4 separate regions of the Homo sapiens genome follow, and all the other regions are linked to region 3. The links are chromatin loops, found by intact Hi-C in ENCODE. Cell type or tissue: mammary epithelial cell. All regions are shown on one strand.

The links. A loop is a pair of places that touch in the nucleus more often than their neighbours do. Peaks named below come from ENCODE experiments on the same cell type or tissue, not always from the same donor. Only the 100,000 strongest peaks of a DNase experiment are listed, where the experiment ranks them.
Region 1: a loop joins it to region 3, with 5 times the contacts of the local background. A loop is called at or near these places in 8 of 110 quality-filtered maps.
Region 2: a loop joins it to region 3, with 4 times the contacts of the local background. A loop is called at or near these places in 2 of 110 quality-filtered maps.
Region 4: it touches region 3 in a loop (8-fold over the local background); 37 of 110 quality-filtered maps call a loop at or near these places.

The regions. Positions count from the first base shown.
Region 1 is chr16:74,445,408-74,453,407 of GRCh38, reverse strand. It overlaps GLG1 (golgi glycoprotein 1), which reads left to right. Exons shown (of 26, transcript NM_001145667.2): 26 at 74-5,968. The coding sequence ends at 241. Among named protein-coding and RNA genes, the nearest start is that of CLEC18B, 28 kb to the right of the region's middle. In mammary epithelial cell, a CTCF peak has its summit at 3,638; DNase peaks (open chromatin) are centred at 3,767 and 4,087; H3K27ac peaks cover 1,743 bases.
Region 2 is chr16:74,363,274-74,371,273 of GRCh38, reverse strand. It overlaps the pseudogene PDPR2P. Among named protein-coding and RNA genes, the nearest start is that of NPIPB15, 9.0 kb to the left of the region's middle. RefSeq lists an enhancer at 2,729-2,778 and silencers at 2,809-3,060, 2,839-3,128. In mammary epithelial cell, no CTCF peak of the experiment used is centred here; a DNase peak (open chromatin) is centred at 3,003; H3K4me3 peaks cover 1,390 bases; H3K27ac peaks cover 1,268 bases.
Region 3 is chr16:74,618,735-74,626,734 of GRCh38, reverse strand. RFWD3 (ring finger and WD repeat domain 3) reads left to right here. Exons shown (of 13, transcript NM_018124.4): 12 at 181-392; 13 at 2,664-5,336. The coding sequence ends at 2,807. Among named protein-coding and RNA genes, the nearest start is that of GLG1, 16 kb to the right of the region's middle. RefSeq lists an enhancer at 5,475-5,974. In mammary epithelial cell, a CTCF peak has its summit at 3,298 (motif pointing right); no DNase peak of the experiment used is centred here.
Region 4 is chr16:74,475,702-74,483,701 of GRCh38, reverse strand. GLG1 (golgi glycoprotein 1) reads left to right here. Exons shown (of 26, transcript NM_001145667.2): 10 at 578-679; 11 at 3,308-3,461; 12 at 6,169-6,306. Among named protein-coding and RNA genes, the nearest start is that of CLEC18B, 58 kb to the right of the region's middle. In mammary epithelial cell, no CTCF peak of the experiment used is centred here; a DNase peak (open chromatin) is centred at 3,381; H3K27ac peaks cover 1,280 bases.

The DNA.
Region 1 (8,000 bases), 170 kb after region 3:
GGATAAGTTAGACCTAGCACTGCCACCAGCCCAGTGCTCTCTCAGAGAATCACATTGCCTTGTGTCATTCTAGGTGGCCCCAGCAGATGGCTTCTCTGATCTTGCCATGCAAGTAATGACGTCTCCATCTAAGAACTACATTCTCTCTGTGATCAGTGGGAGCATCTGTATATTGTTCCTGATTGGCCTGATGTGTGGACGGATCACCAAGCGAGTGACACGAGAGCTCAAGGACAGGTAGAGCCACCTTGACCACCAAAGGAACTACCTATCCAGTGCCCAGTTTGTACAGCCCTCTTGTATAGCATCCCCACTCACCTCGCTCTTCTCAGAAGTGACACCAACCCCGTGTTAGAGCATTAGCAGATGTCCACTGCGTTGTCCCATCCAGCCTCCACTCGTGTCCATGGTGTCCTCCTCCTCCTCACCGTGCAGCAGCAGCAGCTGGTCGCTGGGGTTACTGCCTTTGTTTGGCAAACTTGGGTTTACCTGCCTGTAGACAAGTCTCTCTCATACCAACAGAACTTCCGGTACTTCCAGAACCAACTCACCTGACCTGCAACTCAAAGGCTTTTTTAAGAAAACCACCAAAAAAAAAAATTTTTTTAAAGAAAAAAATGTATATAGTAACGCATCTCCTCCAGGCTTGATTTGGGCAATGGGGTTATGTCTTTCATATGACTGTGTAAAACAAAGACAGGACTTGGAGGGGAAGCACACCACCCAGTGTGCCATGACTGAGGTGTCTCGTTCATCTCTCAGAAGCACCTTGGGGCCTCGCCAGGGCCGTGGTCTTCACCGAGGCGTGGGTGGGCAGCCGTTCCCCAGGCTGTGTGGGGTCCTGCTTTCTTCTGCTGAGACAGTGACGCTTTCCAGTTTCCACCCTAATCAGCCACTGCTGGTCACAGCCCCACAGCCATGGGTATTTCTGTGGTCTCCTCGCTTCATTGAAGCAAAGCATGAGCCTTCCTAGACAAGGGCAGCTGGGGAGGGGAAGGGACCGGAAGTTTGTGAAGTTGAACAGTCCATCCATCTGCACTGAGAGGCTGGATCCTGAGTCCCGGGGCAGCAGGATCCCAGGAACCTTCCTCCTCCAGGGCAGCACAGGACTCAGCCATGTCTGGACCGGCCCTGCTGAGGCTACAGTCACTCTGGAAGCTCTGCGCTTCATCAGGAGGCAGGACTGTGGCGGGAGGGGTCCTTGAAGATGGGTGTGGGGAGCAGTGGGTCAGGAAGTGGGAGCCAGAGGTTTGACTCACTTTGCTTTATTTTTCAGGCTACAATACAGGTCAGAGACAATGGCTTATAAAGGTTTAGTGTGGTCTCAGGATGTGACAGGCAGTCCAGCCTGACCTTTCTGCACACTCCAGACAAACTTCCCAGACAAGCTCCTTTGTGCCTCTACGTGGAGAGGGTGTGGAAAGTTATCACATTAAAAGATGGAGGATTTGCTCTGTTTTTTTTCTTTCTGTCCATTTGCTGCGTGTACCCACTCTAGTAGGCATTGGCTAAATGTTGTATTTTGGCGATTCATCAACCTTTGCAGAATATGGGCTTTATAGAAGCAATATTCTTGGCCATCCCGCCTCATTCCTCCAGTGTGGAGATGACAAGTCTGGGTGTGAGAGGGAGGGGTCCGGGCATCATGGTTCAGCGTGGCACTCCTTTGGTTGAGTTTGGGGCATGAGATCACAGTGGCTGCACAAGAGAGCAGTGTGTACAGTAGGAGAGACATTTATGTAATATATATTTTATTAACCTGTTAGATGTCCACAAAGTATTATAAATCACGTGCCTAAAACTGTCCATGTAGACCAAGGCCTGCCCTCGGCGCCCCCCACTCTTGCCTCTGCTCTGCACAGTCCACGTGCACTGCAGGACCGGAGCGACACATGTCTTCCCTGAAGGGTGTTCAGTACAAGGCGTGTCAGTTTGTGGATCAGTTGATCCAAGTTACTCCTTGTCTAACCTGACTGACATATATTTGAATACTGTGGTTTTCTTTCTTTTTTTTCTATTTGCTGCCCTTCCTGGAGGCAGTGGGTTCCAGAAGCCAACTGATTGTCCCCCTGCCAAGTCACCAAGGGAAGCTGCTAAGCTGCTTAGTCCCCTCGGTCCTGCTTGTAGGGTCTTCCTGATTGTCAACAGCTGTCTGGGATGCTTCAGTCTCCTAAAACTGGAAACGCAGGGTGCGAGCAGCACACACTGCCTCCCGCCACTGCCAGCCGGAGTGAGCGGCCCGAGAGTCTCTGCAGGTTCCCCTGGGGGCTGGGGGCCGCTGAGGCCTAATATCAAGAGCCAGGAATGTCATGTACATGGAGGTGCCTACGGACGTGCCTGGTGTGGTTTGCAGGTAGGATGGATGTTCACTGTTTGACCGGGTGGGGTATCCTTCCTCTCTGCAGTCTCCTTCCCAGTATGCGTAAACACCCTTATAGTTCTAATTGTGTTGATATTTCTGTTCTTTCTGAATTGAGAGAAAATCCCATTCGTTGTCTGCAGATTTGGAAGTTTGATGAGGAATTTGGTTCTTGAAACATCTGTCTTTTTTTTTTTTTTTGAGACAGAGTATCTCTCTGTTGCCCAGGCTGCAGTGCAGTGGCGCGATCTCAGCTCCCTGCAACCTCCACCTCCTGGGTTCAAGCAATTCTCTGCCTCAGCCTCCTGAGTAGCTGGGATTCCAGGCACCCGCCACCACGCCTGGCTTATTTTTGTATTTTTAGTAGAGATGGGGTTTCACCATCTTGGCCAGGCTGGTCTTGAACTCCTGATCTCATGATCCACCCGCCTCAGCTTCCCAAAGTGCTGGGATTACAGGTGTGAGCCACCCTGCCTGGCCAAAACATTTGTCATCTTTATAAATGGTCAGAATAGAAAAGTTAGCTCTGCCAGTATCTTCAATTACTTATTACAAGAATGTCTTTCATCATCTTACTTGGAGCATTTTCCAATGACTGGCTCTTGAGAGCCCCAGGCAGGGCCCCGAGCAAGTTTTTCTAAGTGCCAAGGCCAGCAAAGTCTGAACTGGCCGCACTCATTAAGTCCCTCATTTGGCAAAACAAAACAGGGCCTGGGGCACCCCTGGTTCCTGGCCTTATAGGTCAGTCAACTGGCTGAGAAATGGTCAAGAAAAGAAACAATGACCCTTCTGTGGATGTGAGTGGATGATGGACTCTGGCCTGTGTCTACTCTCCTGATGTGTAGCCCACCAACAGTAATAGAAGTAGAGGGTAGGGGGTTTTGCCAAGGCTAAGGCTTCAGGTACTTGCTAACAGTTATAGCAGCTGGGTCACTGTCATCTGGACTTACCAGTTCATGCCAGTGTCCCTGTGACTTATGCATAGTGTGCGCCACAGCCCTCTAGAGGTACCTGGAGCCCGGACTGCCAGGCTGGAGGCTCTGGGGTACTGAAGGTGAGCTGTCTGGGCAAACTATTAAGAACAAGACGAACTGTTCACAATGGAGCTTCTCCCACAGATGGGGAGCTCTGTGAGGCCTTCACCTGGGTGCATGTTGGACTTCCATTGCTGTTGCTGTTGTCCCTAGACAAGCCCGTTAGCAAGAAGCACCGGCAGGGGAGCCATGCACTCCATAGGCTTGGGATCACCCCCGGGAAAGCGATCTTCCCCGGGCTACCACCCCCAGCTGCAGTTCTGTGTTAGTGCATCCTTCAAAGCTAGGAGAATTCTAGGGTGACCAGTGAGCTAATGTTGAGTGAGCAGGTATTGACTTGAACACACTGCAGGCCTTTGGCTGTCTCATGCTGTCCTTACTCTTCTTGGGAACAGTGAGTCACTCAGCTGGCCAGGGTGGGGATGCATCCTGGTGAAGAGACAGCTTTCCCTGAAGATGCTACAGAAAGTTACTGTCAGATTTCATTTGTTTCTGTTTCCTGAGATCAACTAACAGAAGAATCTAATGGTGAGAGTGTCTTCATTCATGTTTTACGTTTTATCAAGGCACACTGGAAAGGGAATTATGTGGCTGACTTCCCTTGGCCTTCCCAAGAGAAGATTCTGTTCTTATGTCAGTGTGGCTTCTGGAAGTGTCTCCTATCCTCCCATCCTCCAGGCCTGTGGTGTGACTTCTGCCCCGAAGTTCCTACTATAGTGAGTCATCTGGGGAGAGGCCACTGAAAAGAGGCCTTCCCTTCCCATTTCCTCCCCTGCCTCCTTAGAACACACTCTAAGTCAGAACTTAATCTAAGAAGAAGGAAGCTGGACCAGGAACCTTGGAAGTCAGCCAGCCCTAGAACAGTCAGCCTAAATTTTGGCCGTAATGGCTTTTTTGGTTTTTTGTTTTGTTTCTGAGATGGAGTCTCACTCCGTTGCCAGGCTGGAGTGCTGTGGCGCTATCTCAGCTTACCGAATCCTCCGACTCCCTGGTTCAAGCGATTGTCCTGCCTCAGCCTCCGGAGTAGCTGGGATTACAGGCATGCACCACCACACCCAGCTAATTTTTGTATTTTTAGTAGAGACGGGGTTTCACCGTGTTGTCCAGGATGGTCTCCATCTCCTGACCTCATGATGTGCCCACTTCGGCCTTCCAAAGTGGCCGCAAAGTGGCCCACTTCGGCCAAAGTGCACTTCGGCCTTCCAAAGTGCATTACAGGCGTGAGCCACCACGCCCGGCCTGGCCTTTTTTTTTTTTTTCTTTTGAGACACAGTTTCACTCGTTGCCCAGGCTGGAGTGCAGTGGCGCAATCTCGGCTCACTGCAACTTCTGCCTCCTAGGTTCAAGCAGTTCTCCTGCCTCAGCCTCCCAAGTAGTTGGGATTACGGGCATGCACCACCATGCCTGGATAATTTTTTCTTATTTTTAGTAGAGACAGGATTTCATCATGTTGGCCACGCTGGTTTCGAACTCCTGACCACATGTGGTCCACCCACCTTGGCCTCAATTATGTGCATTTTGGTATATTTACTTGTATTTCAACATCTTGTGAGTTTGAAAAACCTGAAAGGCCAGAATGCTTCCTTTTATTTCTCACCATTTGGGCAGCACCTAAGTGGTTTTGTAAAATGCAGCATCTGGTGCTGTGGGTCTCTCTCAGGCCTTGAGGGACACTTCCTTCCTCCCCACTCGCCTCCTCTCCACTAGACTTTGGTTCCTAGAGGGCGTGGGGCCGGGTCTGAGGTTCTTGCCTGCCTTCCCTCCCATTGGTCTTTGGTTGCTCATCCCTCTAACTGCACCCCTTCTTGGTCCTTCCTCCACAGACTTCAGATAATAGATAAGTCATTAGCAAACCAGACCGAATCTTTAGGGTGAAGAGCTCCCCAAAGCCATCTGGTGAGGTCATTGTGGGGACCAGGGACTGATTATTTGTCACCTGGATCACAAAGATGGGACTGTCTGCTCAGGCTGGTGGTGACAGGATCCTGACCCGTGGTCCTCTCCCGCTCCCTCTGCTCCACCAGGACACATGTATAGGACACTGTGCTGTGTGCAGTGGAGAAATCTCCCTGGGCCAGGGGAAAGTTCAGACAGTGCCTCTAGATTGTGTTTTGCCTCCTCCAATGTAGAGTTGACATCTGGACCCCAGAGCCCAGCAGGGCTTTCTGTCAGACATGCTAGGGTGGTAGAAATGGGCCCTCCAGGTCCCCCTGCAGTGCACTGGGCAGAGACCTCCGGAAAGCCGGCAGCGGGAGCGCTTCCTGGGCAGCTTCCCCCAGCACAGTGTTCCCAAACCAGTCCATCCGGAAAACAGTCTGTACAGCAAATGCTGTGTGAGATCTTAGGCTTTTCACTTTTTTTGTTTTGTTTTGTTTTTGAAAGAAAGAAAAAAATACAATTAACAAGCCTCTTTTGTAAATGGGTTTCCTTTCTATGTATAAAATCGTGGTGGTCCCTTGTTTTTACATGTTCATGCTGTGTAATTTTGAGATGTTACTGAGATATGTTCTGAACATAATGTGCATTTTTTTCTGTACAGATGAAATGGGAGAATTTAATAAAGAGTTTGCAGGTTTTTACTTGTTAAATCTTCTCTGTGGTGACTGGGAGGAACCTCAACCACCTCTCTGCTAGTGGAAGCAGTGGCCTTGAACTTGCCAACTGATGCTCACAAACCTTGCTGATCAGGTCCTTAGTTCTTGACCAGTTAGGTTCAGCAGAGTAGGACTCAAGGACTTTTAGAGGACTAGGGACCTTGATCCCCTTGGTTTCTGTATGCTGCTAGTAGCAGAGCTGGAAGTCACGTCTGGGGTTTTCTGACTCTTGAGCCAATGTGTCCAGAATTATTCATTCTACTGATATGTTTAAGCCCACATCATGAGGCTCTGTCCTGGGGAGAGCAGAATCTGGCAGCTCTGTGTACAGATCTGACGTGTGGATGGCTGGTCCTGAGAGGCGCCTGATCTTCAGTGGCCACCCTTCCCCATCACCCCCTTGTCAGTCTTCTCCCTCACATTCCAGCAGCCCAGTCCCTGCGTCAGTAGCCTTTCCAGACCTCCTCCCTGAGCCTTCTGCTGCTGCCTGTCTCGGCGAAGTTAATTTGCGTCTGCGTGTTAAAAATGAATGGCTTCAGGAATTTGCATGGTAGCAGGGGTTTCTTGAAGTGGTAATATCCATACTACGATTTGAGGAATGAGATGTGCTGCGAGAGGAGGCAGATACTTGGGACCCAGGGTTTGTTCTCAGAACTCATGCCCATCATAGGCAGTTGTCACCTAGGAGGCTGTGGGCCCAGACATAGAGGAGAGACGGGGAGAAGGTGAAGAGTAGAGGAGGAAGAAGGAGGAGGGACTTGGGGTCCTTGTGAGTCATCACTGCAGATCTTGCTCTGTCTAGGGAGCCCAAGGCAGCCATCAGTCTCTGCATGTGGGGAGCCTGTCCGTGAGCGTCTTGGAGAGGCTGCCTGCTTTGATCTAAGCTTAGGAAGGTGGGGTCCATGGTTCAGGCTCCTTGTCACCAGTGCACCCTACAAGGGAGATTTTGGTTCACCTACCCCAGCTCCACTCTGCCCCATAAGTGGACGCCACAGCCCCAGAGGCCCTGGCGGTGATGGAGACAGCTGCCCAGCTGAAGCCTTAATAGTCTGAATGTATCGCCCCCACCCTCACATTTTATGTGTGAAGATGTTTCTGGTAAAAAATCCTTGGCCAACATAATCCTCAGAGGCATTTGGCATTTGTCCTCAAAAGGGGCTAGGAATTAAAGAGTTTTAGCCAAAATGAGGAGAACCTTAGACATCCAATTCTCACTTGATGAAAAAGTGAGGTGCAGAGAGGGGAGGCCCTTCTCAGACAGCTGATCAGCAGTGCCCAGGAATGCCTGCCCCACCAGGCACTGTCCCTCTCACTGGCCAGATTAGCCTGGGGACCTGAATGAATGACCAAACTAAAACCCCAGCTGCCATTGGGTTGTAGGAGAAGATAGGAACATCCCCAACGCAGGATGCTGCAGACTCCCCAGACAGGCCTTCCCTGGGAGCTCTCGGCCTCGGCCCTAAATCCCTACCTCACTTGCCCACAACAACCCACAGCAGAACAGTGTCTTCTCAAACACTCTGTACTTGGGGAGACACTTGGACGATGTGGAAGAGAAAAGCCAGGAGGAGAGGGGCAACAGGGGCAGCAGACTAGGAGGAAGTTGGCTCAAATGAGGAGGTAGGGGCTGGAGCACAGGCCGCTCTTCTGAGGACTAGGCAGTTGCTAGTGCTTGGCTGTCATACTCCAGGGCCCTGGCAGGACTATGCCTTTCTCCTGCCTGGGTCTTGGAGCCAGGGACTGCTCCTTGACCCATTTGGCTGGGAGACCCCTTAGGGTGGGCCAAATAGCAGGGATTTCTTCAGAGAGCAACCAGGATCAGGCCATAGAACTGAGCTGCACCCAACAGCCCCAGGTAGCAGTAGGTGACAGCAGTGAAGATCTGTTCAAGTTTCACTGCAGGGCACACAGGCCCAGGTGAAAGGTTGGGCTGACCTCTGACATTGTGTTTCCATGGGCTTTTCCTGTCTGCCACTGCCACCTCCCAAAGAGCAAGCTCTCTGGCTCACTTAC
Region 2 (8,000 bases), 260 kb after region 3:
CTTCCCATGGTGTGAATGAGAACATCCCTGCTTTCCACACAAACACAGGCTCTCAAGCACACGAGAAGCATGCCAGGTGTCAGGTCCTTTCTGTGAAGTCGGTTGTAGGCAGATGTCCAGTCTACTGATGGCGACAAGAACTTCAGAGGGAGGAGGGAGGCCTTCCCCACAGCCATGCCGGTGCTGGAGGGAGGTAAGATAAACGCCTGCATCTTAGCGACCTCAGATCCAAATTCATTCTTACACTGTGGTAACATAGGTATGTCAAATGTTTGTCTGTACACTGTTTATCCTGTGTGGTAGCAAACACATTTACCAAGTCACTGCAGATGAATATTTCACAAGAGGACTTGACAAGCGTAATTAAAACGTCTGTTTAGGGCAGGACGTGGTGGCTCATGCCTCTAATCCCAGCACATTGGGAGGCCAAGGCAGGTGGATCTCTTGAGGTCAGGAGTTTAATGCCAGCCTCAGCAACATAGTGAAACCCCACCTCTACCAAAAAATACAAAAGTTAGCTGGGGACGGTGGAACACGCCTGAGGTCTCAGCTATTCGGGAGGCTGAGGTGGGAGAATCGCTAGAGCCCAGGAAGTTAAGACTGCAGTGAGCCGTGATTGCACCACTGTGCTCCAGCCTGGGTGACAGAGTGAGAGCTAATCTCAAAAAATAAAAATAGGCTGGACGCGGTGGCTCACACCTGTAATTCCAGCACTTTGGGAGGCCTAGGTGGGCGGATCATGAGGTCAGGAGTTTGGGACCAGCCTGGCCAACATAGTGAAACCCTGTCTCTAATAAAAATACAAAAATTAGCCCAGCGTGGTGGCGCACGCCTGTACAGTCCCAGCTACTGGGGAGGCTGAGGTAGGAGAATCGCCTGAACCTGGGAGGCAGAGGTTGCAGTGAACCGAGACCACGCCATTGCACTCCAGCCTGGGCAACAGAGTGAGCCTCCATCTAAAAAATAATAATAAAATAAAAACACTCAACCCCCTAGAAAAAATAGTGCATCAGTGGTTATGAGAACCTACTAAGGACAAGACCCATCTTTGACAATGAAAGGGGCCTTAGGACTTCCTTCCTTTTTTTTTTTTTTTTTTTTTGAGACAGTCTCGCTCTGTCACCTAGGCTAGAGTGCAGTGACACAATCTTAGCTCACTGCAACCTCCGCCTCCTGGGTTTAAGCAATTCTCCTGTCCCAGCCTCCCAAGTAGCTGGGATTACAGGCATGTGTCACCACGCCCAGCTAATTTTTGTATTTTTTAGTAGAGATGGGGTTTCACCATATTGATCAGGCTGGTCTCGAACTTCTGACCTCACGTGATCCAACTGCCTTGGCCTCCCAAAGTGCTGGCATTATAGGCATGAGCCACCGCACCCAGCCTGACTTAGCATTTTGGAGTGGAGGCCGATCATGGTGATGGAGAAGGAAATCAGGGACAGATCTATACCATTTGTTTGCTATTTACTGCACGTAAACAGAATGAAATCAACACATTAAGTATTTCACTTGATTTCATCCACCATCTCCTGCAGACAACCAGGTTTCTCCCAAATTCATGTGCCTGGAAATGGCTTGAACCAAATGGTTCATGAGGAAAACCTGTGATATTTTTCATGAAATTGCCACATCTGGGCATCAGGAAAGCCTTCCCCGAGAATGTCTCAAATTGGTCAGCCGTTTTCTCTTTTTTTAGACAGGTAGGTGTCCCCAAGCATTCAATCCTAGCTAAAATATGGAAGTATTTATCTAGCACAGGAGCCTATGGCATAGTTTCAGTCCACTGTCTGGCAGACCTCATCTGGGCTGTCTTTGTGTGATTTGACTGGCCAGTAAATGGGGTATAAACTATGTAGGCTGTGGCCTGGCCTTGTGACAGAGGGGTCCCTGGAACTTGACTGCCACTCCCTAAGAGCAGAAACCGCCTCTTTCTTGTACACTGCTGGATCCCATCATCCTGCACAGTGCCTGGCTACAGGTGGCCAGCAATAAAACACAAGATTGGGGCAGGCACAGTGGCTCACGCCTGTAATCCCAGGACTTTGGGAGGCTGAGATGGAAGGATCACTTGAAGCCAGGAGTTCAGGCCCAGCCTGGGCAACACAGTGAGCCTATCTCTACAAAAAAAAAAAAAATTTTTTTTAATTAATAAAACACAAGATTGGTTTGTGTGGTGAGACAGTATTGAATCCAACAAACGGGAACTGGATAGTGTGGCCCAAGATGCAATGGTGGCTGCAGCATGAGACCCTTATGCATATAATATTCAGTGGAAGAGGTGCCAGGCACTGTTCTGGGTGCTGAGAATAAAGCTATGCATAAGACTAAGGTTCTGTCGACAGAGATCGTGTCACACCAGTGGAAAAGACAGTCATCAAACTTATATCCTTGAGTCAGTGATGACTTCTAGAAGGAAAGAAAAGGCTGATGTGACGGTGAGGAAGGGATGAGTGGAGACTTCTCTGAGACTTCAGTGATTCCTCTTCCTCTGAGCTGAGCCAAGCTGAGAAGCTGAGAAGAGTAAGATAGGGCCGGGAACTCAGGTCCGTTAGTCCGTCCTCCGAGGTGGGGCGGGCCAGCAGAATGGATTTCCGATCTACTCTGTGAGAGCCTCGCCCAAGAAAGCCCAGAGCCACTTCCAAGATCCGCGCTCCCACGGCGATGAGAAGCGTTTTCCCCCGGGACTGCTTGGCTTAGGACTGGGGACCCACTGGCTTTGGAGTAAGCCCTGGCACGGGCCTCGAGGGAAGAAAGAACCCCCGCGCTCCCCACACTCCACAGGGCCTGCGATCATCTCAGATGTTCCGGTTCCACGTGCAGAAACCCCGCCGGTCCGAGGCCCGGGTTCTAAAACGGCCCTAAGAGTCAAGGCTTCCACAGCTCGCCTCTGAGGGTGGCAAAGAGGCCGCGGGGGCGGTGCCTCGCGAGACCCAAACAAGCCCACGTGGCAGGGGCGGGGCTCCGCGAGGGCGTCACGGCGCGCTCGGGCGCGGCTGAGGTCACGCGCCGGCGGTACCCGTGCCCGGGGGCCGTAAAGCGCGGAAGGTCGCGGTCTCGGCTTCCCCGGAACTTTTTGCTCGCTTCGCCCCGCCCCCTTCCCATCCCCGAACCCCGCTTTCCGGCCCGCGGCGACCGCCGGCAACTGTTGTGGCTGCCGCATTGCTCCCGCCGGGCTGTAGCTGAGCGCGGAGCCCGTGGGGGCCGGTGAGGTAAGGAGATAGCTTCGGGGCAACTCTGGCCTCCCCGTCCGCGCGGGCCTAAGCGCCCCGGGACCCCTGGGTTCCCCTCTTTCTCCTTTGGTTTCGCCCGGGGGTGGTCCCCGCTAGCTCACGCTTCCAGTGGGTTCCGCCTGGCCTCTCGCGAAGTCGCGTCCGGGCGGTAGTACTCGTCCCCGTAAGGTTGTCCGCTCGTGCCTTGGCTTGTGTCCTCGGCTACCCCTGGGCCTGCGCACCGCTCCTCCAGGAGCCTGCACCTCAGCCCCGATGCCAGGGCGGCCGGGGTGACCTCGGGCTCCCCAGTCTTGGGCTTGCACACCCCTGCGGCGCAGAGCCAACTCCAGCTTGTCTAGCCCGGTCCTCCATCCCTGCAGATGGAACTGTTTTCCCGCGTTGAGACGTGCGGTCCGCTTGTGCTTTCAGAACTAGTAAGACTGCTGCAGAGTCCGGAGGAAGAAGTCACCTAGAAAAGTCTGGGACAGGGCAGTAAGCTTCCTTCTTAATGTTTGACCTTTGGGGGCCGATGTGTGATACCTCGGATTTGAATCAAGAATCTCCAAGCCCATTTTCCGCATGCATGTAAACGTGATGTACCGGGATGGGGGCTGGTGGTGGAGGAGGAGCCAGCCCAACGGATATGCGTTTCCAGTGGCAGGGACTTGTGTTAATTTCTTTTTTCTTTTTTCTTTTTTTTTCTTTTTTCCGAGACGGAGTCTCACTCTGTCGCCCAGGCGGGAGTGCAGTGGCGCGATCTCGGCTCACTGCAACCTCTGCCTCCTGGGTTCAAGCAATTCTCCTGCCTCAGCCTCCCAAGTAGCTGGGAATACAGGTGTGCGCCACCACGCCCGGCTAATTTTTGTGTTTTTAGTAGAGACGGGGTTTCACTATGTTGGCCAGGCTGGTCTGGAACTCCTGACCTCGTGATTCGCCCGCCTCAGCCTCCCAAAGTGCTGGGATTACAGGCGTGAGCCACTGCGCCCGGCCAACTTGTGCTAATTTCTTAAACTTGCGTGATCACCTGGTGTACTTGTTGAAAAATACAGCTCCCTGGCGTGGCAGGATCAGAATCTGCCGAGGTGGACCGTGGGAATCTGTCATTTTTAAACAAGTGTCCCAGGTGGTTCTTTTGCTGAGGCAAGTGTGGGAAATGTGTGAACCCACGCTCATCCAGTCTTCCTTGTGACCGGCAGTCCACTGTGCGCAACGCTGCAGCCATACAGAGGGACTACTCGAAGTTAGAACTAGCACCTTGGTCTTGTTGGAATAAGCAGATCTGAGTAGAGCCAGCTGCAGTCTTATGGTTGTTTAGCAGAAGTTATTCTTCTTAGCAGAGAATATTATACGGTCATTTTCCAGAACTGTAAAAACTCTATCATTTGTTTTAAACCAGATGATGTGCTTCATTTCTGTCTTTGACGTCTTCAGTTTCTTCTCCCCTGGCTTTACCTCCTTTGCTATCAGTTTGTGCTTTGGTTTTGCTGCCAACCTTATAGGCTTAGGTTTGGCGGCAAAGGCACTAGACTCTGGTGCCTTCTTTTCCTTCGTTGTCTTAAGCCCTTCTTTTCCTCTGCCCTCATGCCCTCACCACTTCACTCTTTTGAAGGTCATAATGAACACAAGGTCAGAGATCCCTTTTTTGGCGCCAAGCACCCTGGGCTTTTTTGAGATGGAGTCTCACTGTGTCACCCAGGCAGTGGCGCGACTCTGCGCACTGCAGCCTCCATCTCCCTGGTTGAAGCAATTTTCCTGTCTCAGCCTCCTGAGTAGCTGGGACTACAGGTGCAAGCCACGACACCTGGCTAATTTTTCTGTTTTTAGTAGAGACGGGGTTTCACCATGCTGATCAGGCTGGTCTCAAACTCCTGACCTCAAATGATCCACCCACCTTGGCCTCCCAAAGTGCTAGGATTACAGGTGTGAGCCCCTGCGCCTGGCCTTTTTTTGTTTTGTTTTGTTTAAGACAGAGTCTCACTGTGTCACCCAGGCAGGAGTGCAGTAGCATAATCTCGGCTCACTGCAACCTCTGTCTCCCAGGCTCAAGCGATCCTCCTACCTCAGGAGTTCAGGACCAGCCTGGGCAACATAGTGAGCCCATCTCTACAAAAAAAAAAAAAAAAATTTAAAAAATTAATAAAACACAAGATTGGCCTGTGTGGTGAGACAGTATTGAATCCAACAAACGGGAACTGGTTAGTGAGGCCCAAGATGCAATGGTGGCCGCACCATGAGTACCTGGGACCACAGGTGCGTGCCACCACACCCAGCTAATTTTTTGTATCTTTGGTAGAGACGGAGTTTCACCATGTTTGCCAGGCTGGTCTCCAATTTCCGACCTCAAATGATCTACCCGCCTCGGCCTCCCAAAGTGCTGAGATTACAGGCGTGAGACATGGCGCCCGGCCTAAAGTTTTTTTTTAATTCCTCCTTAAAACTCATCTGTTACTGTGTTTGTTCTGCCACCTTTGCAATTCCCTTTCTCTGTTAGGGGAATGTGCTTAATGGTTCAGTCCTCACAGCTGTCCTTTCCTTACCATCTGCTTTTATTTGAAAGGTAGCGTGGAGTCATGATTAAATAGCCGGCCACTAATGCCAAATTGGCAGGGTTCTGCTACTCAACAGTTTGGTAGGACCTTGGGTGAGTCACTTCCACTTATCTGTGCCTGTTTCCTCAAGTGTAGAATAGAAATGCTAGTATCTACCTCATAAGGTTGTGAGGATTAAATTAGTTATATACATAGGCAGTATCTGGTGCATTGTAACTACTTATAAAAATATTAGCTTTAAAAATTATTGGCCGGTCACAGTGGCTCATGCCTGTAATCCCAGCACTTTGGGAGGCCAAGGTGGGTGGATCACCTGAGGTCAGGAGTTCGAGACCAGCCTGGCCAACATGGTGAAACTCCATCTCTACTAAAAATACAAAAAATTAGTCGGGCACAGTGGCGTGCGCCTGTAATCCCAGCTACTCGGGAGGCTGAGGCGGGAGAAACACTTGAACCTGGAAGGCAGAGGTTGCAGTGAGCTGAGATCACGCCTCTGCACTTCAGCCTGGGCGACAGAGTGAGACTCTGTTTCACAATAAATAAAAATAAAAATAATTCTCTCAGGTATTTAGATATCTCCTCAAATCTGGGGGTCCTACCTTTGATTTTTTCCCCCCATCTTCTTTGTTCTCTGTTCTCATTCATGCATCAACATATATTTCCTAGGTACCTATGCTGAACGCTGGGAAAATTGAGCAATTTATAAGGTTTCTGCTCTTAGTTCCATTATAATAGGGAAATAATAGGCCGGGTGTGGTGGCTTAGCCTGTAATTCCAGCACTTTGGGAGGCCAATGTGGGCAGATCACTTGAGGTCAGGAGCTCGAGACCATCCTGGGCAACGTAGTGAGACCTCACCTCTACAAATATTCATAATTTTAAAATTAGCTGAGTGTGATGGTACACATCTGTGGTCCCAGCTACTCTGGAGGCTGAGGTGGGAGGATCGCTTGAGTCTGGGTGGTTGAGACTGCAGTGAGCCATGATCATGCCGCTGTACTCCAGCCTGCATGACAGACCTCGTCTCAAAAAATAATAAAAAATAACTACCACTTACTGAGTGCTTCTTAGGTGCTTGTACCATGTTCTTCCTGCCTTGTCTGATTTAGTCTTTGCAGCAACCATGTGAGGTAGGTGTTTCTAGCCCGTGTTACAGATGAGGAGTTCAAAGCCTAGAGATTTAGTAACTTGCTGATAGTCATACAGCTAGTGAGAGGTGGGGATATTTTCAAACCCAGAACTGTCCGCCCCCAAAGCCTGGATTCCCTGCCATGCTGGCATGTTGCTTCTCTGATTGGCAAACAGACCATTGTGCAGTGTGGTAAGTTCTGTGCTGGGAGAAGTGTAGTGTGTTATAGGAGAACATAGAAAAGCCACCTAACCAAGTGTTGGAGAAGGAGGGGGAGATTGTCAGATAAGATGTCAAAGACAGGGCTGGGCACGGTGGCTCATACCTGTAATCCCAGCACTTTGGGAGGCCAAGGCAGGCGGATCACGAGGTCGGGAGATTGAGACCATCCTGGCTAACATGGTGAAACCCCGTCTCTCCTAAAAATTAAAAAAAAAAATTAGCCAGGCATGGTGGCGGGTGCCTGTAGTCCCAGCTACTCAGGAGGCTGAGGCAGGAGAATGGCATCAATCCAGGAGGCAGAGCTTGCAGTGAGCTGAGATCGCACCACTGCACTCCAGCGTGGGCGACAGAGCGAGACTCCATCTCAAAAAAAATAAATAAATAAGATGTCAAAGAGGCTGTGACCTGAGGAGATTACCTGTATTTGCGGGAGGGGTGGCAGGAACCTGCCAGGAGGGAACAGCATGCACAGAACCTGGAGCCGAATAGAACATTCACACCTCACCTGATATGTTTGACGAATTACAGGTTGTTCAGTCTGGCTTGGTCAGAGTGTGAGGAAAGGAGAAATGAGACCACAGATAAGAACCAGACTGTGAAGGATCTTGCACTTGATATGAAAAGAGTTTTGCCTTTTTCCTGAGGGCATCAGAAAGTCATTAAGGTGGGTGTGGTGGCTTACACCTGTAATCCCAGCACTTTGGGAGGCCAAGGCCAGTGGATCACCCGAGGTGAGGAGTTCAAAACCAGCCTAATTAACATGGCGAAACCCTATCTCTACTAAAAATACAAAAAGTAGCTGGGCGTGGTGGCGCGTACTTATAGTGCCAGCTGTTCAGGAGGCCGAGGCAGGAGAATTGCTTGAACCTGGAATGTAGAGGTTGCAGTGAGC
Region 3 (8,000 bases):
GTTCTAAATTTCATTGATGCTGTGATATTGTTCTTTCATTTGTTTTGTAACTGTTCTTGATGGTTTAATGCATTTATGGCTTTTCCATCCAACTAGGTTGTAAGCGTGTGAGGTTTGGGTACTTGGTTAATTTTTTGTGTAGCGTCCCCATGGTGCAGCACTGATTTCTCTGTCCCATAGATAAAAATCACACCACCATACGAAGTGTGCTGATGGAAATGTCCTACCGACTGGATGACACTGGAAATCCAATCTGCTCCTGCCAGCCTGTACATACATTTTTTGGAGGACCTACTTGCAAACTATTGACCAAAAATGCCATTTTCCAAAGCCCAGAGAATGATGGCAACATCCTGGTGTGTACTGGGGATGAAGCAGCAAATTCTGCCCTGGTGAGCCTGTTACTTTTTTACTTTCATATAAAAAGTAGTTTTGCTTAAAATATTGGTAAGGGAAAACATGAACTTTTTTTACAGAAGCTCATATAGCAAAAAAGTGTAAGTTCTGCTCTGTAATCCCACATATCCGCATATGTGTGTATGTGAGATTGCTTGGTTTCCATGAGTCGTGCTTTCCGTATTGCTTTGTAGATCTTGACTGAACTGCTGCAACCTCTATTTCTTGGGTTCAAGTGATTCTCCTGCCTCAGCCTCCTGAGTAGCTGGGATTACAGGCACCCCACCACCATGCCCGACTGATTTTTGTATTTTTAGTAGAGACAGGGTTTCACCGTGTTGGCCAGGCTGGTCTGGAACTCCTGACCTCAAGTGATCTGCCGGCCTTGGCCTCCCAAAGTGCTGGGATTAGAGGCGTGAGCCATTGCACCCAGCTGAGATGTTCTTGAACCTGAGTCTGATTAAGGCCTAGAGTAGCACTGTCCAGTACAGTCACACTAGTCACATGAGCACTTAAAGTGTGCTTAGTGCCAAGGAAGAACTTAATGTTTAATTTTAATCAAGTTAAATATAAACTTGTGTGACTAGAGGCCACCATATTGTATAGTGCCACTCTAGAAGCTAGCGCTAACTTTCATTGACTGGAGTTGCAGGGAATAGAGGAGAACAAGTTTAATGATAGCACAGAAAGCATATACACAAGTCCGGGTTGTGGGCGTTCTATAAGACAGCTGATCTGGCTTCCACAACAAGTCAATGGCAGAAGAAAAAAGGTTGGATTATAGGCGTGAGCCATTGCGCCTGGTCTGTCCTTTTTTTTTTTTTCTTGAGACGGTCTCGCTCTGTTACCCAGGCTGGAGTGCAGAGGCGCAATCTCGGCTCACTGCCACCTCCACCTCCCAGGTTCAAGCAATTCTTGTGCCTCAGCTTCCCAAGTAGCTGGGTGCACACCAACCATACCCGGCTAATTTGTGTATTTTTAGTAGAGACAGGGTTTTGCCATGTTTCCCAGGCTGGTCTCAAACTCCTGGGCTCAAGCAGTCTTCTCACCTCAGCCTCACAGACTACTAAGATTACAAGCATGAGCCACCGTGCTCTCTACCTTTTTTTTTCTGTCCCTCTCTACTTTTTTTTTTTTTTGAGACAGGGTCTTGCTCTGTTGCCCAGGCTGGAGTGCAGAGGTGCAATCTTGGCTTACTACAACCTCCACCTCCTGGGTTCAAGTGATTCTTGTGCTTCAGCCTCCCAAGTAGCTGGAACTATGGGTGTGTGCCACCATGCCCGGCTAGCTCTACTTTTTAATACTTCAAAATATTTTTCATTTCTTTTTGTTTGTTTGTTTGTTTGTTTTTAAGTGACAGTATCTTACTCGGTCCAGGCTGGAGTGCAGTAGTGCAATCATGGTTCACTGTAGCCTCAAACTCCTCAGCTTAAGCAATCCTCCTTCAGCCTCTTGAGTAGCTGGGACTGCGGGCATGCACCACTACACCTGGCTAATTTTTTCTTGTAGAGATTGGATTCTTGCTGTATTGCCCCAGCTGGTCTCAATCTCCTATCCTCAAGCTGTCCTCCCATCTCAGACTCCCAAAGTGTTGGAATTACAGGTGTGAGACACCATGCCTGGCCAATAATAAATTTTTAGAGGCCAGACGCGGTGGCTCACGCCTGTAATCCCAGCACTTTGGGAGGCCAAGGTGGGTGGATCACCTGAGGTCAGGAGTTCTAGACCAGCCTGGCCAACATGGTGAAACCCATCTCTACCAAAAATACAAGAAAATTAGCCGGGCGTGGTGGTGGATGTCTGTAATCCCAGCTACTTGGGAGGCTGAGGCATGAGAATCGCTGGAACCCAGGAGGCAGATGTTGCAGTAAGCCAAGATCGTGCCACTGCACTGCAGCCTGGGTGACAAGAGTGAGACTCCGTCTCAAAGAAAAAAAAGGGTGAGTTCCATGAGGGCAAAGACAGGGACTTTATCTTATTGACCCTTCTGTCCCTAGAAGAGGCTGGCACATTGAATGAATGGAAGCTGGGCTTTATTTCAGGTCCACTTACAGGTAGACTAATTGCTGATTACAGTAGGTGAGGCTGTACCTGAACTATGTCAGGTGTGCTGACTTTGAACAACCTTGCAAAGGTTAGGGACAGCCTGCTTTGCTCTCCAGGTAGTGTTCTCTCTGCAGCCTTTCAGACTTGTTAGATGATGAAGAATGGAAGTCCCTTCGTGTACTGACTGACTCCTGACCCTTCCCTCTGCTTGTGTTCTTTAGCTGTGGGATGCTGCCAGTGGCTCGTTGCTCCAGGACCTACAGACCGATCAGCCTGTGTTGGACATCTGCCCATTTGAGGTGAACCGTAACAGCTACTTGGCTACCTTAACAGAGAAGATGGTCCACATCTATAAGTGGGAGTGACTGTGGTCTCGAAACCTTGAAGGCATGCTGCTGGTTAGATGTTGTTTGCTAGCGCCTAGCAGCCCCAAGCAAGATCCCTGTTTATTGTCTGCAGTCTAGAACATTGGGAATCATGGTTTGTTTGCATTAGTATGATTCTAGGACCCTAGGTCACTGAGACACTACAGATTGTGTATCTGTTATGTCCACTAAAAGAGTAATTGATGGGTACTTTATCTACATTATCCATTTCTTGGGTTTAAAGCCTTCATTAACCATTATTGTATGTTGGAAATTCTTATTTTCTTTATTTTCTGTGTGACTTTCTGGACCTTAGAGAGTGTCCTCTCATCATCTAGGATGTGAGTGGGCATCAAGCATTTTCTGGGGAATATGACATCCCATCTGAGTTGTCCTGTCACTTAAGTATCCTTGAAGGGACTAACCATCGTCTTGGTACTGATTTGATGCAACGTAGATGTAAAAGAGTATTATTCAGTTGAACACAAGAGGGCACTGTAGAACCTTGTGTCCGGTTTATTTCTGACCTTGAAGGCTGACAATCTTTTAGTAACTTGTCTCATCTCCACACAAGTGTGTGATAGCACACCTGGGTGTGCTTTGTGGCAATAACACTTGTGTTCCAGGTGTGAAGTGCTGGGACATTGGCAGGCCCAGTGATGGAAGCAGCTAGTGAACGATTCCCTTTGCTAATGCCTAGTGCATTAAGTTCATTGCTTTGCGAAAGGTAAGGAAAGAGGCCAGTTGTTTGAGCGGTGGGGAAGATTTTGTTTTTTCTAGCCAGCTTAGGATCTCAGGATTGGTTTTATCCAAGCTAGTGCTTTGAAGAACACTATCTCTTGCCAGGAAAAGATGAGTGATAGGTCAAAGCTTTTACTTGAGTCTCCCCTAGTGTCAGAGATCAGGAGAAAAGACATAAGAGAATTTACAAAAGCTATTCAGACTGCTATTGAAAACATGAGAAGAACTTGTCTCCCATTTTGAGAGTTCCTATCTAAATAAAGCCAATTCCTCAGACTGAGGGGCTGTTCTTAAGTGTTCTTTATACATTCCAGTTATCCAGTTAAAGCCTTCCCCATGTGAAGCTGATGTTTGATTCCAGTTTCCTTTGATTTGCCTCCCTAACCTTTTCTAGGGCTCAGTTTGTATTTCTTTGCCTTGCCTCAGACTACTTTGCCAACCCACTTCCACAACAGAATATGCTTCAAGATGTGGGCAGGTCAGTGTCCTGTTCATGGGAGAAAATGGCTTAACAGTCTGATTTTCTCAAATGATTATTGAAGAGTTGTTATCGTTTTTATTATAAAACACTTCTGACCTGTCAATTCAAGAGCTGTTTCTAGGATCTTTCTCTCCGGCAAGGGGTTGTTGCACTAGATTTCCCCAGAGTTCCAAGTTCTAGTTGTGCCTTTTAATGACCCTTTAATATTTTAGGACATAATTTTTTCCTTTTTTAAATTTTTTTGTAGAAATAGATGTTTCACTACGTTGTCCAGGCTGGTCTTGGACTCCTGGCCTCAAGCAATCCTCCCACCTCAGCCTCCTAAAGTGCCAAAATTATAGGCGTGAGCCACTGCACCCGGCCCCTATTTGAAGACGTCTTTTGTAAAAGCTAGCTTCTAGAACCTGAGAAAAGCTCTTTTCTCAGAGGAGATACTCCTTTTGATATGTTAATGATTAAGAGTGGTTGCCCAGGCCTAGTTTCAGTGGCAGAATAGGATTGGAATTAAAAAGCAGAACTCATCTGGCTTCAGCAGATTGCCACCAAGAGGATACAGGTGGTCAGGTCCTGGCTGGCTTTGTCTTTGGGCCTGGGCAGGCTTAGGATTTGACTTTCTTTGAAGTACCTGATGCTGATTGATTCCACTAATAGTAGGAAGCAAGAGACTTAACTATGAGGGACGTTATGTGAATCTTAAGTCTTACCAGTCCTTGCATTAGTACATTAAATTTGGATGTTTTGGAAGCAAATTCATACGATCGTGAGTGATTTCTCCAAAGAAAAAAAGCCTTGTCCAGCCTGACCAACATGGTGAAACCCCATCTCTACTAAAAATACAAAAATTAACTGGGTGCAGTGGTGCGCATGCCTGTAGTCCCAGCTACTTGGGAGGCTGAGGCAGGAGAATTGCTTGAACCCTGGGAGGCAGAGGTTGCAGTGAGTCGAGATCGCGCCACTGCACTCCAGCCTCGGTGACAGAGCAAGACTCCATCTCAAAAAAAACAAACAAACAAAAAAAAACCCTGATGCCATTCCCAGTCCCCGTTGTAGGACATCACATTTATAAATCCAGGCTTTAGTCTTCTGGGCTCCACCAGTCTCTGCCCCACCATATTCCTTTGTCACTACCTCTAAGTTTTTTTCCCCACTTGAGGATTTGGAGTTAAACGAACTCAAAATGTCTTGTCATTGTATGTATTCTTGCCCCTGCTTTGAAAACAGGGCCATGGGAACTCTGTTTATGCCCTGTTTTAATGTTTCTGTTTTATGTTTTACTGTTAATATGAAAATAAAGAATTTGCTATGTATAATGGCTCCTAGTGCCTTTTGTCTCTTTCACTTCTAGAGGCAGGAACATGTCTGCCTCTTGGGAGAGGGATATAATCCCAACCTGGTAGATTTCTCGGGTTTGTTCGTTTGTTTGTTTTTTGAGACGGAATCTTGCTCTGTAGCCCTAGCTGGAGTGCAGTGGCGCCATCTTGGCTCACTGCAAACTCCGCCTCCTAGGTTCAAGAGATTCTCCTGTCTCAGCCTCCTGAGTAGCTGAGATTACAGGTGTGCGCCATCATGCTCGGCTAATTTTTGTATTTTTAGTAGAGACGGGTTTCAGCATGTTGGTCAGGCTGGTCTCAAACTTCTGACCTTGTGATCTGCCTGCTTCAGCCTCCCAAAGTGCTGGGATTACAGGCGTGAGCTACCGCACCCGGCCTTTTTTTTTTTTTTTTTTTTTAACTGAATCTCACTCTGTTGTCCCAGGCTGGAGTGCACTGGTTCAATCTCAGCTCACTGCAACCTCTGCCTCCCGGGTTCAAGCGATTCCCCTGCCTCATTCCTCTCCAGTACCTGGGAGTTACAGGCGCCTGCAACCATGCCTGGCTTATTTGTCTATTTTTAGTAGAGACGGGGTTTTACCATGTTGGCCAGGCTGGTCTCCAACTCCTGACCTCAAGTGATTTGTCCATCTTGACAGCCTCCCAAAGTGCTGGGATTACAGGCATGAGCCACCTCACCCAGCCATAGATTTTCTCTTTTTCACACAAATGAAGTGGTTGAGGCTTTAGCTTGCGGTTCTGTTTTGCTGTTGCCAGTGGAAAGCGATGTGTTTGCCTCTTAAGAACCCTGTGCCCTGGCCGTGTGGCTCACGCCTGTAATCCCAGCACTTTGGGAGGCCAAGGTGGGCAGATCACCTGAGGTCAGAAGTTCAAGGTCAGTCTGGCCAACAAGGTGAAACCTCATCTCTACTAAATGATATAAAAATTAGCTGGTCGTAGTGGCGGACACCTGTTACTCAGGGGGCTGAGGCAGGGGAATTGCTTGAACCCGCGAGGCAGAGGTTGCAGTTAGCTGAGATTGCACCACTGTACTCCAGCCTGGGTGACAGAGTGAGACTCCGTCTCAAAAAAAAAAAAAAAAAATGTCCTGGTCTTATGTCTATTTACTCTCAGATCTAGGGATCTACATTTCCCAGACTTGTCTGCTGGCTTCCTGCTAGTTTCTTTGAATCCAGGAGACTTTAAAGTGGGAGGAAGAGAGAGGAGGAGAGGACTTTTGTTCCCTTTATTTCTTTTAGTCATTGGTGGCACTTCTGACCGTGGCAGCAGCAATGGGCAAGTATGGGTTTCAGGGTTCCTGCTCAGTACAGTTCTGGCCACCTGCCTCAGTTTCTTTGTTCTGTTTGAGTTCAAGAATCTTCGTTGCCATAAATCATGGTGCTCTGGAATTAGGCTGGAAAGGCTGAAAATGTTTTCCAGTTTCCAGCTGAACAGCAAATGGAGTATACTGGATTCCAGGAGAACTGAATCCATAGGTATAAGCTTACTAACTTCATGGAGCCTGGTGCTCTAAGGGAAAATGACAGAGGTCCTAGGATAGAAGTGAACCCCAAATTACAAAACCCAACACCATTGTTTTTGTTTTTCACAGTACCCTTTTTTTGTTTTCCGTGTCAGTGATTGACTATAAGTGAAATTCTGAAAAAAAATTTTTTTAAGAAACGGGGTCTCACTGTCACCCAGGCTAGAGTGCAGTGGCACTATCCTATCTCGACTGCATCCTCAAACTTCTGGGCTCAGGTAATCCTGTCTCCTCAACCTCCTAAGTAACTGGGACTGTAGTTGTGGACCACTGTGCCCAGCCAATTTTTTTTTTTTTTTGCTTTTTTTTTCTTGGTAGAGACGGGGGTCTTGCTTTGTTGCCCAACTGGATTCAAACTTCTAGTTCAAGCAGTCCTCCCGCCTCAGCCTCCCAAAGCATTGGGATTGCAGGCATGAGCCACCATGTCTGGCCAAAATTCTAAAAATAGACATTTGTTTGTCCTTGTTCTTAGTCAACTTATGTTTGTTGGTAACACTCTCTGTTTTATCTCTTTATGGTTTACTAATATATTAAGTAACATCTTAGTAAATATATATTACTAATAAGTAATTCTTAATGTTATGGAATACATATTATTATTCTATCTTACGGGGGAAGAAACAGGTTAAAAATACTAATAAAGCTTGGGTGCAGTGGCTCATGCCTGTAATCCCAGCACTTTGGGAGGCCAAAGAGGATGGATCACCTGAGGTCAGGAGTTCGAGACCAGCATGGCTAACATGGTGAAACCCTGTCTCTACTAAAAATACAAAAATGATCCAGGCATGGTGGCGTAAACCTGTAATCCCAGCTTCTTTTTTTTTTTTTTTAGACGGAGTCTTGCTCTGTCTCCCAGGCTCGAGTGCAGTGGCACGATCTCAGCTCACTGCAAGCTCTGCCTCCCGGCTTCACGCCATTCTCCTGCCTCAGCCTCTTGAGTAACTGGGACTACAGGCGCCTGCCACCACACTCGGCTAATTTTTTTGTATTTTTAGTAGAGATGGGGTTTCACCGTGTTAGCCAGGATGGTCTCGATCTCCTGACCTCGTGATCTGCCCGCCTTGGCCTCCCAAGGTGCTGGGATTACAGGCGTGAGCCACCACACCCAGCCCCAGCTT
Region 4 (8,000 bases), 140 kb after region 3:
GGGCGACAGAGCGAGACTCCATCTCAAAAAAAAAAAAAGAAAAGAAAAGAAAGGAAAATATTTGAAAACTAACAGGGTATTACATGATAGTAAAGCTTTTAAAATAATTGCTTAGTGGTGTGATAATGGTATTAAGTCCTTATATTTTAAAGAAACATGCTGAAATATTTACAAATGAAATGATGGAGTATCTGGGATTTTGCTTTAAAATATCAGCAAAGAGGCCTAGAGTTAAAACAGACTTGGCCACAGATTGATAAAGTTATGGGGAGGGAAGGTGGCTGTTACATTATTCTCTACTTCTTTGTGTGTTGGAAAGTTTTCATAACCAGTTAAAAATACAGCAGCTGCACACTGCCCTTGTGCATGCATAGTCTTCAGTGCTGAGTGGCTCTGAAGTTGATCGAAGGTATAACCACTGTCAGGTTCAGTTAATTTGAGTGATTCTTAGAAAAATAAATCTGATTGCCCTAAGAAAATAACTAAAAGCCGCCTTCTACAGACCAGGGAAATACTATATTGACATAGAGTTCTGAACACTTCTCTCTTGTTACAATTTTACACATTTAATGGCTAGGATCTTGTCGTGCCTGATGGAACATTTATACACAGAGAAGATGGTAGAAGACTGTGAACACCGTCTCTTAGAGCTGCAGTATTTCATCTCCCGGGATTGGAAGTGAGTATTTTGAAGCCAAAGTAAATGTATTGCCTCAGCCTCTTCTCCTGTGTAGTCATAATTACCTGTATTTATTAAAATAATCAGTAGGAAACTCTTTTTGTTCAGTTCTGGGACAGCTAACACACTCCAATCCCCTGAAAAACTATTCTTTATCACTTTCAGAACATTATCTAAAAGCAGAGTCAGCCCACTACCAGCCTGTACCACACATCCTTGTTCACCACGACTTTGGAAGTCAGGGTCAAAATGTTTCTGATACTACAAAGATCTGTCTAGTAAGAAGTATGGCACCTGTGGGGGTGGCAAAAGCGCCTTCAGATATGTCTCTAAGAAGATAATAGTGCAGTTGTATTTTTATTGATTTGCAGTGGATATGGTAATTGGCTTTTATTTATTTATTCAGAGTTACTGAATTAAGTCTGTCTTAAGGGGTTTTTGTCAATAAGTGACAACTTGATTATCTAATTTCCCTCTCATTCTGTTAACAAAAAGCGGTGGGGGTGGGAGGATGAACTAGGAGAAGGATCCGTATTACAGCCAGAATCACTGAGTTCATTGGCTGTCATTCCCCTCCTCTTTCCGCATCTTGCTTTCTCTCCCCACCTCCAAAGCAGCCAGTGCTGGATCCAACTGCTTCTCTAGCTTTTCAAGTTCAGTGGCTTCTCCATTCGGTTGTTAAGCCACCATGGTGTGGTAGTTAATTTTTTTTGGTGATTAATATATATTTTGGCCAGGCACAGTGGCTCACACCTATAATCCCAGCAGTTTGGGAGGCCTAGGCAGGGGGATAGCTTGAGGCCAGGAGTTTAAGGCCAGCCTGGTCAACATAGCAAGACCTTGTCTCTATAAAAACTAAAAAAAAATCAGCCAGGTATGGTAGTGTGCACCTGTAGTCCTAGCTACCTGAGAGGCTGAAGCAGGAGATTCACTTGAACCGGGCGCGGTGGCTCACGCCTGTAATCCCAGCACTTTGGGAGTCCGAGGTGGGAGGAGAACAAGGGCAGGAGTTCGAGACCATCCTGGCTAACACGGTGAAACCCCATCTCTACTAAAAATACAAAAAAAATTAGCCGGGCGTAGGTGGTGCATGCCTGTAGTCCCAGCTACTCGGGAGGCTGAGGCAGGAGAATGGTGTAAAACCCGGGAGGCGGAGGTTGCCCTGAGCCGATATCGCGCCACTGCCCTCCAGCCTGGGAGACAGAGCGAGACTCCGTCTCAAAAAAAAAAGGAGATTCACTTGAGCCCAGGAGCTGTAGGTTACAGTGAGCTGTGATCATGCCACTGCATGTTAACGGTGAGACCCTATCTCAAAAGACGTGTGTGTGTGCATGTGTTTTGCCCACATACTTTTTCTAGAAAGAGATTACTTGAAGATTCAATATATTCTTATTTCTATTCCTTCAGATTAGCTCTGGAAAGGACTACAGAAAGCTGGGCTGTAATTTCCCTTTGCTTACTCAGGCCATCTCAACCTAAATAGTCTACTGAGTGTATTGCCTTAATCAAAATCACGTTTTCTCCTCTTTAATTCCTTCCCCCATAATAAAAAAAAAAGTGCTGCATAGTTACTCATTAAATATTAGTTCTTAATAGTTACTCATTAAATATTAGCTTTTTTCTCCCATTAACTAGCCATCTACCAAAGTTGACAATATAATATGGACAGAATTAAGCATGCCCTGGTCTGATGTGGAGAAGAAGCAGGCTCATTGTCTAATCCACTGTCTCCAGATTCAGAGTTAAATGTCAAGTCTCATAAATTGATAAGCACACTCAAGTAACCAAAAAGATAACCACCTTACCTGGCACAGGAAGAAGAGAGAAAACTGAATAGGAGACTATTTATCTTGCCATTTCCTGATCTTACTGAATCTAATACATTACATAGGATTGAACTTCATTCCTACTTAGAAAAAGGTATTTAGTAAAAAGTATTAAGTAAAAAGTTGTGAATTGCCTGGTGGTGGCTATAACTCTAGTTTTCTGTTTTCACCCAGGGCATGTGAGTGCTGTCTATTAAAATGTTAGGTATCTAACAAAGCCAAGATATCTTTGAGAGAGACTTTAAATCTTCTGTAGAAGGTTAACAAACTTCTATAGAAAGTTATTCTCCTGCCTAGGCCTCCCACAGTGCTGACTACTGTGTGTTCATTAAGAACAAAATTCACGGCTGGGTGCAGTGCCTTATGCCTGTAATCCCAGCACTTTGAGAGGCCAAGGCAGGCTGATTGCTTGAGCTCAGGAGTTTGAGACCTGCCTGGACAACATGGCGAGACTCTGTTCTACCAAAAATATCAAAAAAGAGCCTGGTGTGTGCCTGTTGCCTCAACTGCTTGGGAGGCTGAGGTGGGAGGATTGCCTTCAAGCCCCGGGGGACGGAGGTTCCAGTGAGTCAAGATAGCACCACTGCACTCCAGCCTGGGTGACAGATTGAGAGATCCTGTGTCAAAAAAAAAAAACAAAAGAACAAAATTCAGGAATATACTTTTACATATCTTCTGTCTCCACGCCCCTGGAAGTGATTATCAATGAGTATACAAGCAAACACCTCATAAAAACCCTGAGCCTGTGTTAGAAGGAAATGTCTATTAATTAGTGGTTATCTTTTAACTCTTAACCTTATAGGCTGGACCCTGTCCTGTACCGCAAGTGCCAGGGAGACGCTTCTCGTCTTTGCCACACCCACGGTTGGAATGAGACCAGTGAATTTATGCCTCAGGGAGCTGTGTTCTCTTGTTTATACAGACACGCCTACCGCACTGAGGAACAGGGAAGGAGGGTATGCAGTGAATATCGACTTCATTTCTTCTTCTTGTCATTTGTTTTTTAAATTGTTTGCTGTATATTCTTCTGATTTCAGTCATATTAGGAAAACTTTTTAGACTATTTTGTGGGGAGAAGATTGCTGCACTTCTAGAAACTTCTTCCTTCCGTGAGTGCACTTAGAGTTGCCCTACCAGCTTCTATCATCTGATTTTATGTTTTTAACAAAGTGGGTGGGGGAAGATTTCCAGATTTTTTTTTTTAATTCCCAAAATCTGAATCACAAATGGACAGTTAAATTCTGCTGTCCTAACTTTATTTAGGTTTAAGGATCCATTAGAAGCTTTTAGCCAGGCTACAAATGGATTTTAGGCTTCTCCTCTTGGCAGCTGAACACATTTGCATTGTCTGCCCATGGACTGGTTGGAGCAGAAACCTCCATACCTCAGTCTCTTGGTATTTGTCTGCCCCAACTGCTGCTTTTTGTTGGGATGTTTGTGTGTGCTGGGGTCTCGGCAGCATCGGCTGCTTCCCGGTGCGCACTGACATGCACTTGTTCTCCACGATGGCTTTCTCTACCTTCTGAGATGCTCCATTATCAGTCCTGCCTTTGTTCCGGAGAGTTGAGATGGTATCACTTCTCATCCATCCTTAGAAATACCCCTTCTGAGCTTAATGCAAAAGCCTGGCTATCTCAAATCCAGAATGAGGGGACTCAGAAGGAAATGGCATACATCAGTTGCTGCTCCCTAACCCAGTGTTTATACTGCTGTGTGAGAAAACGTGGGAATTTGTTTTTTTTTTTTTTTTCTCTCCATATAATGAGCCTCTCATTAACCATGGGGGCTCCCACATCCCGGCATCTTTCTGGTCACTATAGTGACTAGGGGGTAGGAGGTTTATTCTCTTTTAAATAAGAAAGAGTTGGAGTCTGTGGTGCTGGTTTTCTTTTCTTTTTTTTTTTAAATTGAGGTGAAATTCACATAACATAAAATTAACCTTTTTTTTTTTTTTTTTTGAGACAAAGCCTCACTCTTGAATGTGTCTCACTGCACCCCAGGCTGGAGTGCAGTGGTGTGATCTTGGCTCACTGCAACCTCTTCCTCCTGGCTCAAGTGATTCTCCTGCCTCAGCCTCCCGAGTAGCTGGGATTACGGGTGCCTGCCGTCATGCCTGGCTTTTTTTTTTTTTTTTTTTTTTTTTTTGGATTTTTAATAGAGACGGGGTTTCTCCATGTTGGCCAGGTTGGTCTTGAACTCCTGACCTCAGGTGATCCACTCACCTGGGCCTCCCAAAGTGCTGGGATTAGAGGTGTGAGCCACTGCGCCTGGCCAAAATAACCCCCCCCTTTTTTTTTTTTTTGAGACGGAGTTTCACTCTTGTTGGCCCAGGCTGGAGTGCAGTGGTGTGATCTCGGCTCACCACAATCTCCGCCTCCTGCCTCACCCTCCAGATTAGCTGGGATTACAGGCATGCGCCACTACGCCCGGCTAATTTTTGTATTTTTAGTAGAGATGGGGTTTCTCCATATTGGTCAGGCTGGTCTCGAACTCCAGACCTCAGGTGATCTGCCCGCCTCAGCCTCCCAAAGAGCTGGGATTACAGGTGTGAGCCACCGCTCCTGGTCTTAACCATTTTAAAGAGAAAAATTCAGTGACATTTAGTACATTTACAGTGTTGTGTGGTCATCATGTCTGTCTAGTTTCAAAACACTCCATGACTCCAAAAGGAAACCCTGTGTTCATTAAACAGTTACTTTCCATCCCTCCTGCCCCAGGTATGCTGGCTTTTTTTTCTTTTTTTGCAAGAGAGACTAACTGTATCTGTCAATAACAGCTTTGTCATGGCCCTTGGAAAAATACTAGTTTTCACCTGCTTTACCCTCTGCTAATTCTTCATAGCTCATCTAGAAGAGTCCAGTCCTATCTCATAATGTTATATCTACATTTTCCTGCTTTTTCTGATTTAGGTCAATTTGAACTCATTTCTCCTGAGTCAAGTGTATATGCTCTCTTGAATTGGATCTGACCTTCTACCTGGTGTTCATAGACTGACACATTAGTTTTGCTAAGCAAAACAACAAACACAAAACTTTCCAACTAACCTAGTCTGAATGAAGCCAGTTCACTTTTATCAGGATACTGTCATAAAAGAATGTTGTTTATATAGTATATTAGAAACTGCTGAATATGTATAATCGCATTGCTAAAGATATGGGCTTTTCGAAGCCTCTTGCACATTTTATTTATTTATTTATTTATTTATTTATTTATTTATTTTTTTGAGACGGAGTTTCGCTCTTGTTGCCCAGGCTGGAGTGCAGTAGTGCAATCTCAGCTCACCACAATGTCCACCTCCCGGGTTCAAGCGATTCTTCTGCCTCAGCCTCCCGAGTAGCTAGGATTACAGGCATGTGCCACCATGCCTGGCTAATTTTGTGTGTTTAGTAGAGACAGGGTTTCTCCATGTAGGTCAGGCTGGTCTCAAACTCCCGACCTCAGGTGATCCGCCCGCCTCGACCTCCCAAAGTGCTGGGATTACATGCGTGAGCCACCGCACCTGGCCGCAACATTTAATTTTTATTCTGGAAGATATTTGAGGTATAAAATTTGGGAGATAAAATACAGGGTTATTTGTTAGTTTCCTCATAGCAGGTTTATCTCATATCTTTGTGTTTTTGTTTTGTTACCTTTCAAGTATTTAGCTCATTTTTTCTCATGCAGCTCTCACGGGAGTGCCGAGCTGAAGTCCAAAGGATCCTACACCAGCGTGCCATGGATGTCAAGCTGGATCCTGCCCTCCAGGATAAGTGCCTGATTGATCTGGGAAAATGGTGCAGTGAGAAAACAGAGACTGGACAGGTAGGTGACATCGCTTTCTGTTTGTCTTACAATAATGATGATGTTAATGTTTAACATTTTATGCAGAGTACAAACACCATAAAATCCATCTCTCTTTACCTTACAGATGTGATTTGTTGTATTGTTCAATATTTTCTCTGGAAGAAATTCTCAGGAAAATTTTCTCTCTGGTCTTTGTATCAGGAATAGTTGGCAGTGAGTTTGTGTTTGCATTATAGTTATTGTATTTTGTAATTGATTATTTTCCCTCTTCCTGTTGCTTATTAAAACTTCTAGAGCCAATGGTATGGCCTGCCTCTTACAGGTATATAAGATTTCATGGTAGGCATTTTTGTAGAAAGCTTACTACTGGCTCCATTTCACATCCTCTTTCCTTTCCTTTTTGTTTCTCTTCTTTATTCATTTTACTCATTTTTAATTCATTTTCTCCATTAAGTCCTTTTGAGATAAGCAGGGTGTAAATCTGTGCGTATGTGAGTACTGGTCTGCATGAATAGTGGGCATGCCCTAGAACAGTCCCAAAAAACATGTAGAAATGGAATTTTTTCTCACCTGGTTGACAAATTGAAGCTCAGAGAAGTTAAGTGTATACATTCCCTTACCTAAAATTCAGTTCAGTTCATTATATAGCCTCTCCATCTAGGAAGCAGAGGGAAGGAGCAGCCCCCAAAAATTCCCTGAGTGCTGTGATTGGCTCCTTAGGATTGTGTCCCAGTTTAAGGGAAAGAAGGAAAGATGCATGACTGCAGGTCATGTGGGAAGCTAGCTGTCTTCCATCTGAATGCAGGATACTCAGCAGTAGGAATACTGCGTGTTTAAAGCCACATAAATAAGGAGTGAACTCAGGTTTCTGGGTTCCATTTGTACCACTACAAAACCCCCTCTGGAAGTACAGTATGAAAAAGTCACACGTACAGGAATTGGACATTTTAAAGGAGAAACATGGTTGCCTACTCAGGTCTGTTGAGCATAGGACTATCATGTTCAGCAGTCTGTTTCCTGAGCCTGCTACAGTTCTGTTGGGTATATTGTTAGAAAATGCTTATAGTTGAGCTTTCTGTTGCCTCTGTCCAATGAAACAAGGGATATGGTGATTTGGAATCCCAGAAAATAGTTTCCTTTAGAACCCCGAGTAAAGTAAACTTTAGAAAGCTGCACTACATTGCAGCCCGTCATGGAGAAGCTAAACTTAAGAATTCTTTTTTTTTTTTATTTTGAGACAGTTTCACTTTGTCACCCATGCTGGAGTGCAGTGGCACGATCTCGGCTCACTGCAACCTCTGCCTCCCGGGTTCAAGCAATTCTTGTGCCCCAGACTCCTTAGTAACTGGGATTACAGGCACCTGCCACCACACCCACCTGATTTTTTGTATTTTAGTAGAGACAGGGTTTCACCATGTTACCCATGCTGGTCTCTAACTCCTGAGCTCAGGCAATCCACCTGTCTTGGCCTCCCAAAGTGCTAGGATTACAGGTGTGAGCCACTGAGACCAGCCAGGATTCTATTAATAGGATGTTTCTCTTAGCCATTTATTTTACTCCCAAAAGTTTGGGGTATTTTCCTTTAGCTTTTTTATTTCTTCTTCTTCTTCCATTCTGGCTGTTGTATAATTCCTACAACTCCTCTCTTCCCCTCACATTCTAATTCTGAAACAGAGAGATTCTTGCAGAATAGTAAGTTAAACTTGATCCTT